2 separate regions of the Mus musculus genome follow, and region 1 is linked to region 2. Evidence: chromatin loops called from intact Hi-C (ENCODE). Cell type or tissue: left cerebral cortex. All regions are shown on one strand. Each heading gives the region's core, and the rest is flanking DNA. Links, peaks and the distances in the headings are about the cores only.

Evidence for each region. Hi-C counts contacts between places; a loop is a spot of excess contacts. Peaks named below come from ENCODE experiments on the same cell type or tissue, not always from the same donor. Only the 100,000 strongest peaks of a DNase experiment are listed, where the experiment ranks them.
Region 1: a loop joins it to region 2, with 7 times the contacts of the local background. A loop is called at or near these places in 5 of 42 quality-filtered maps.

Annotation. Positions count from the first base shown.
Region 1 is chr15:82,014,017-82,016,901 of GRCm38, forward strand. It overlaps Desi1 (desumoylating isopeptidase 1), which reads right to left and starts at 2,204. Exons shown (of 6, transcript NM_134095.3): 1 at 1,862-2,204. The coding sequence starts at 1,949. It overlaps Xrcc6 (X-ray repair complementing defective repair in Chinese hamster cells 6), which reads left to right and starts at 2,353. Exons shown (of 13, transcript NM_010247.2): 1 at 2,353-2,459. In left cerebral cortex, for the core only: a CTCF peak has its summit at 1,517; DNase peaks (open chromatin) are centred at 1,575 and 2,287; H3K4me3 peaks cover 2,160 bases; H3K27ac peaks cover 1,595 bases.
Region 2 is chr15:81,955,462-81,958,364 of GRCm38, forward strand. It overlaps Pmm1 (phosphomannomutase 1), which reads right to left. Exons shown (of 8, transcript NM_013872.4): 2 at 2,332-2,449; 3 at 901-977; 4 at 708-799; 5 at 188-287. Among named protein-coding and RNA genes, the nearest start is that of Pmm1, 4.0 kb to the right of the region's middle. In left cerebral cortex, for the core only: a CTCF peak has its summit at 1,218; DNase peaks (open chromatin) are centred at 1,226 and 2,332; H3K27ac peaks cover 1,187 bases.

The sequences.
Region 1 (2,885 bases), core at 386-2,885, 59 kb after region 2:
AAATCAGTCTGGAGGGCGCTTTATGGGTCAAGGAAACAAACGATGCCTCTCTGTGATAAAACTGAAGACATGGCTGCATTCCAAGGAACTTAGCTGGAACCTGACTGATATAATCTACCAATGGCTCAAACGTTCCCCAAACAAACAACAAGAAGAATGCTTGCAGGTTTTGCTTTCAGATTTGCCTTCCTTTCTTCTCAGGTGTGCGGGAGACTGAGCTCGGGCCTTGTTAAGCAAGGCCTCTACCACCGAGTCATGACCGGACCCTAACCCCCGCCAACAACCCATGACTTAGGTCCAAATCTCTCTCTAAGGATAATGGGCTGGCTACATAAAGAATGATCCAAAACACTCATTAAAAATAACATATTTCCAAAGACTCTGGCTTAGTATCTGTGAAGCATGGTTCCACAATTCGCACATGTAAGACTCACAAAATGTGCACACATTTAGTACAAAGTAGTTTAGGGCAAAGTTTCCTTCCACTCTGTCTGCTACCAGTTTCTTTGGTAGAGGAACCGTTTTGACCTGAGCTTTTTCTCTCTCTCTTCACTTCCTTTCTTCTTCTTTTATTCCCTCAGGTGTGTGTGTAGCCCAGCTTGTTGGTCTTGAACCCACAGCCCTCTTGCCTCAGCCTCCTTAGTACTAGGATCATCGGAGTGTTTCACCCAGTTGGTTCTAATACAGTTTTTTCAGCTCCCCCCACCCCATCCCATCTGACAATGTATGTTGGAAATGAATGCACTTGTTTTTTGTTTCCATGTTAGAGATCAAACCCCAGGGCTTGGAGCATGCCAAGCAGGAACTCTACCAGTGAGTGAGCAACAGCCTCAGTCAGGTATTTGTGTTTTTAACGAACATCCTAGATGATTCTGATGGGAAACCACATTTAGAAACCACTCGCTGCCCCAGGGTTAAAGGATTAGTAAGTTCAACTCAGTGACACATCACAAATGGATGTCCTCAAAACTTGCCTTGCTTCCTTGATCCCTGCCCCTTGTGTTCCTTAAGAAATAGGCCTTCCTCCAATGTCTCCAGGAAACACTATAGCTATTTATTGAATGATGCAAAACTATGTCAGTTTCAATCCCTGAAATCCATTCCTGTCCACCATTACCTGAAATGACAAGCCTGACAAATCCTATATGACAGACATTTTGGTATTTGACTTGAAGTGAAGTTGGACCTACACTGAAGGGCTCTTTTTCTCTCTCAGCATGAAACCATTTGAACTGAGCACAACCGATATCCTCACCGATACAGCATCCGGTCCTCCCCCAGAACTGCTTTCTTACCATCTGGTCAAAAGCAATTAACTGTTGAGCGAAAATTGCATCGTCGGACAGAACGTAATTAGTTCCAAGATCTGGCTCAGGGTGACCTGACTTGACCTAACCTGGAGCCGGCAAGGGCTCAAGCCTTCCACCGCTCTAGCGCTCTCTTCCCATCCACTCCAAGGACTGCAGAGGGAATTTCCTTTTGGCGCGGAGGGCAGTCGCTCCGAGGGACACCAGAGGATCTCGTCTGCAGTGTTGCTTCCACCACCAGGGACACGAGCTGGAGGTATCCTCACTTTCTCTACTTTGAGCTAAAGAAGCAGGGTTCCCTGGCTTCTTGGGGAATCCACCAAGATCAGTCGGCTAGCCCCAGTCTCTAGCTGAAGAGGAGCTTGCTCTCAGCCGGAGCGTGTGTCTCCTTGGCTTAGATCATGAAGCTGGACAGGGGTTCAGGGAATCCCACCTCACTGTCCTTGCCCTAGTGGATCTTTCCTACCACCCATGGGCCCGTCTTCCCCCACCCCCCTCGGTGGATCGCTTCCAGCGGCCACCTGCCTTCTTCCCACTGACCCCGGTCCCCTCACCCAGCATGATGGGGCTGAGCCGGCGGGCCAGGCCCTTGGACAGGTCGTACACGTAGAGCTTCACCGGATAGAGATTTGGCGGCTCCATCAGGACCCGTGGCGGCGGCCACGATGGCCCTCGGGCACCCGGCAGCGGCTTGGACCTTCCGGTACCCGACCGGGGTGGGGAGAAGAGGGAGCGGGGGACCGAGCCGGGGCCCGGCCTGAGGGCGGGGGAGAGGCGGCCCTGCGCTGCTCGCGCCCGGACACCCGCGACCGGCAACGACTACTGTGAGGTGACAGAGAGAGAGATCCCAGAGACTCCGCACGGAACAGGGGGCAGGGGCGGGGACGCACTTTCACGCATGTGCGTTCGGTGCTGACGGGTTTCGGGGGCGGAGCTTCAAGCGAGGGGCGGGGCTTTCTCTGGCCGCAAGCGTTCCAGTTTAGGGAACAGGGGGTGGAAGCGGGAAATGCGAGTGGGCGTGCCCGCTTGAAGGGTCGAAGGGCGTGTTGTGCGTGATGACGCAACGTCGCTGATTGGGCGAGAGACAAGGAGCCCGCGTGGACGTGGTGCCCACCTTCTGCTGTCCCAGTGGCTTGCCCGCCTGCGGTTAAGGTAGGTTCGCCGCACCACATGTGTTGGATGAGGCCTGCCTTGGTGGCTTGCTTGCACGCTTAGTGTCGCGCGACCCCTGGCCTCACCACGGAGCAGCGCTGTCGACCTGCAGGACCTGGGTCATGCTCCTTTCTCCCCAGAAGGCGGAACAGGACTGGTGGTTGAGCCAATCTCTAGCTGAAGGTTGGGGGAGAAATGAAGACGAATGTTTCAGCCAGAGCACCAAGTACCGTCCCAGTCCAGTTGGAGCTCGAGATAGGACCTTCAGTGCTGAGCCGCTATGTTATACCTCGCCCTCACCCCTAGCCATTTTGGTCCTGCAGCATCCTTAAGGGATAGCCAAGGGGAGGTTGTTGCAGCAATGACCCCATGCACATTTCTCTTGCCTCTCCAATGATATGGAGAGCTTTGGAGGAAGCAGGAGCC
Region 2 (2,903 bases), core at 137-2,636:
TTGGGTCACCAGGGGCTGGTGGCACAGACACCAGGAAAGCAGATCAGCAGTGACAGAAAGAGAAATGACACACAGTAGGTGTCCAAGTCGGAACCAAAAACTCCTCCTCCAAACCCACTTTACTGACGAGAAAGCAAAGCTCAGAGTGGCCGAGTGACAGGGTCTACAGCTGCCCGGCAAACGGCACCTTGTCCAGTTCCGAGAACTCGATCCTCTCCTCCAGGGTGCAGCTGCGGCCAATGGGCGAGACGTTCAGCATGCCATTCCGGAACTCAATGAAGGTCCCACTACGGGTGACGAAGAAAAGGGGTGAGACAGCAAGAAGGCTCGGGGAGAAGACTTCAAAACCTGTCCTATATAGTCTCCCTAGACCTCACAGGGTATAAGAATCCACCTATTTGCTGGGTGGTGCTGGAACACTCCTTTAACCCCAGCACTCTGGAGGCAAGCAGATCTCCGAGTTCAAGGCCAACCAGGACAGTCAGGGCTACACAGAGAAACCCCATCTTGGGAAAAAAAAAAAAAAAAAAAAACACAAAAAAGAGAATCCACCCAGCCATGAGTTAGGGTCCTGGTGTAGGGGTGTGGCTCAGAGGCAGAAAACTTGCCTAGCATGGGTGAGGTCCTGACTTCTAAGCCCCAGTTGCAAAAATTAAAAATCCAAAACTTGCACTCTCTTCCCTCAAGCCCAGGTCTGGGGGCCTCACCGCTTCTTGGGCAGTCTGAGCAGGGCCATGTAGCTAAGGCAGAAGTTGATCAAGTCCTGCAGGAGCTCCTCCCCCAGGTGGTTCTGGATCGTCTGTTGTACAGAACACAAGGCTCGAACTGTGGCACACACAAGTCGGCAGGACCCCAGTGTGGAAAAGTGGGGCGCCCCAGCCAAGCCTTGGGGGCACTGACCTGTTTGGAGAGTAGCCGTCCGTGTTTATACTGCACTGTCCCATTCTCAGCAAACACGTAGTCAAACTTCTCAATGACTTGGGGCCCAGGAGAGAAAGAAAGAGCATGAGACAAGAAGCCACTGTCACCCCAGCACAAGCACTGCCATCTGTTCCGCTCTAAACCGGCTTTTCTGGCATCCTTTCCCTGTGCGCCTTTGCTTGCTCCCACATCAGCCAGCCATTCCTCTAGGCCATTGCTTAGGTAGACCTGGCTCCGGGGTCCCCTCTGCTCATCCTCCAAGATCCAGCGCCCCCTTCTGGAAGACTTCCCAGGAATGTCCAGAAGAGGGCGCCATTTCCACCCTGCACCCACAGCCCTCCTGCATGGAGACTCCAGGCTCCTTTCTCAGACTCTTTACCCACTGAGAGTGCACAGCAGTCTCTAGCTCTGGGTGCTACAAGAATCAGCTGGGAGTTAGGGAGCACAGTTTGGACGCCCTGCGGAATGTCTGGGTGACAGATGGTATCACTGGGGCTATGGTGTGTAGTAGAAAGGGAGGTGTGGGTAGATGGAAATAGAGAGAGGTAGGACTTGTAGCGACTAAACAAGGAGAGAAGGGAAAACTCAAGGAAGCTTCTAGCTTGAGGGGGCGCCTTCCTGACCCTGAGATGACACTAGGGTTTCCAGATTACTTTGATGTTCCATTTTCACCATTAAAATAAGTACTTGATGTGTCGGTGCATACGTATACCGTCAAGACTCAATAGGCTGAAGCAGGAGGATGGCTGTGAGCTCAAAGTCAGCCTCAGCTTGTAATACAATAATGCACAGCTCTGTCTCAAAACAAAAAGCTGAGCGTGGTGATCATGCCTATACTCGGAAGACAAAGGCAGGAGGAGCGCTGTCCATCCAAAACCAACAGAGTCTACATACGGAGCGCCAGGCCAGCCAAGGCTCCACAGTGGGACTCTGTCTCCAAAACCAATAAACAGAGCTGGTGAGATGGCTCAGAGGATAAAGGCGCTTGCCACCAAGACCGAAAACATGAGTTTGATCCTTGGGGCCCATATGGAAGGAGAAAACTGATTCTTGCAAGCTTTCCTCTGACCTCCAAATGTAGGCACATACACACACATGAGTCAATCATGTCTCCCCTAAAGACCATAGGACTGATACATGGCCATTCTCAACAAGCCACAGACACTGTTAACCATGCGGTCAGTAACGACAAAGAAACTAAAATAACAGATACATAAATGGAGGCCAGTCGAGTCTCAGCAGGGAGATATTAAAATGTGCATCGTCTAATGGCAGGATGCTAACTGCTCCACTTCTAGCTGTTTCTCCAGAATCTAGCAAGGTCCCTGGCTACTGTCAGGGACTCAGTAACTGTTCAGGGTGGAGCCACCCCACCCCAACTCCAACAGGAAAAGACGTTGCCATGCCTACCTTCATCCCCCTCTCCCAGCTGCTCGGCGATCTTAGAGTAGTCAGAGCCACCCACCACGCCGATCTGTACCCTGCTTCGTAGCTTCTGCAGGAAGGCCGATACCTCAGGGTCAATTTTCTGTGGTGAGGCAGGAAGGACAGAAGGGCCCGGTTATCAAAAAGTCGGAGACCTCTATTTGACTTAGTGCTCAGAATTAGGGAGCCCTCCTACCTGAATCTGAGCACCCCCTAATTAAAACATCAGAAATGCAAAATGCACAACTGTTTGAGCACAAAAGTAATGCCCAAGATAGAGAATTCACAGGTGACCTCAAGTGATGTGTCTGTCGTAGAAACCCAGAAATGCGCTAAATAGGGTTGGGCACATGTCTAAAGTGCCTGTGGTCTTGGGTTGGAAACAAAAGGTATGTAAACAACATAAAAAACACATATGAGGTTCAATGAGCGGGCTTGGTGAGTGGAGGAACCTGCCTTGAGGTTTAACAACCTGACTTCAGGGCTGGAGAGATGGCTCAGTGGTTAAGAGCCCTGACTGCTCTTCCAGAGGTCCTGAGTTCAATTCCCAGCAACCA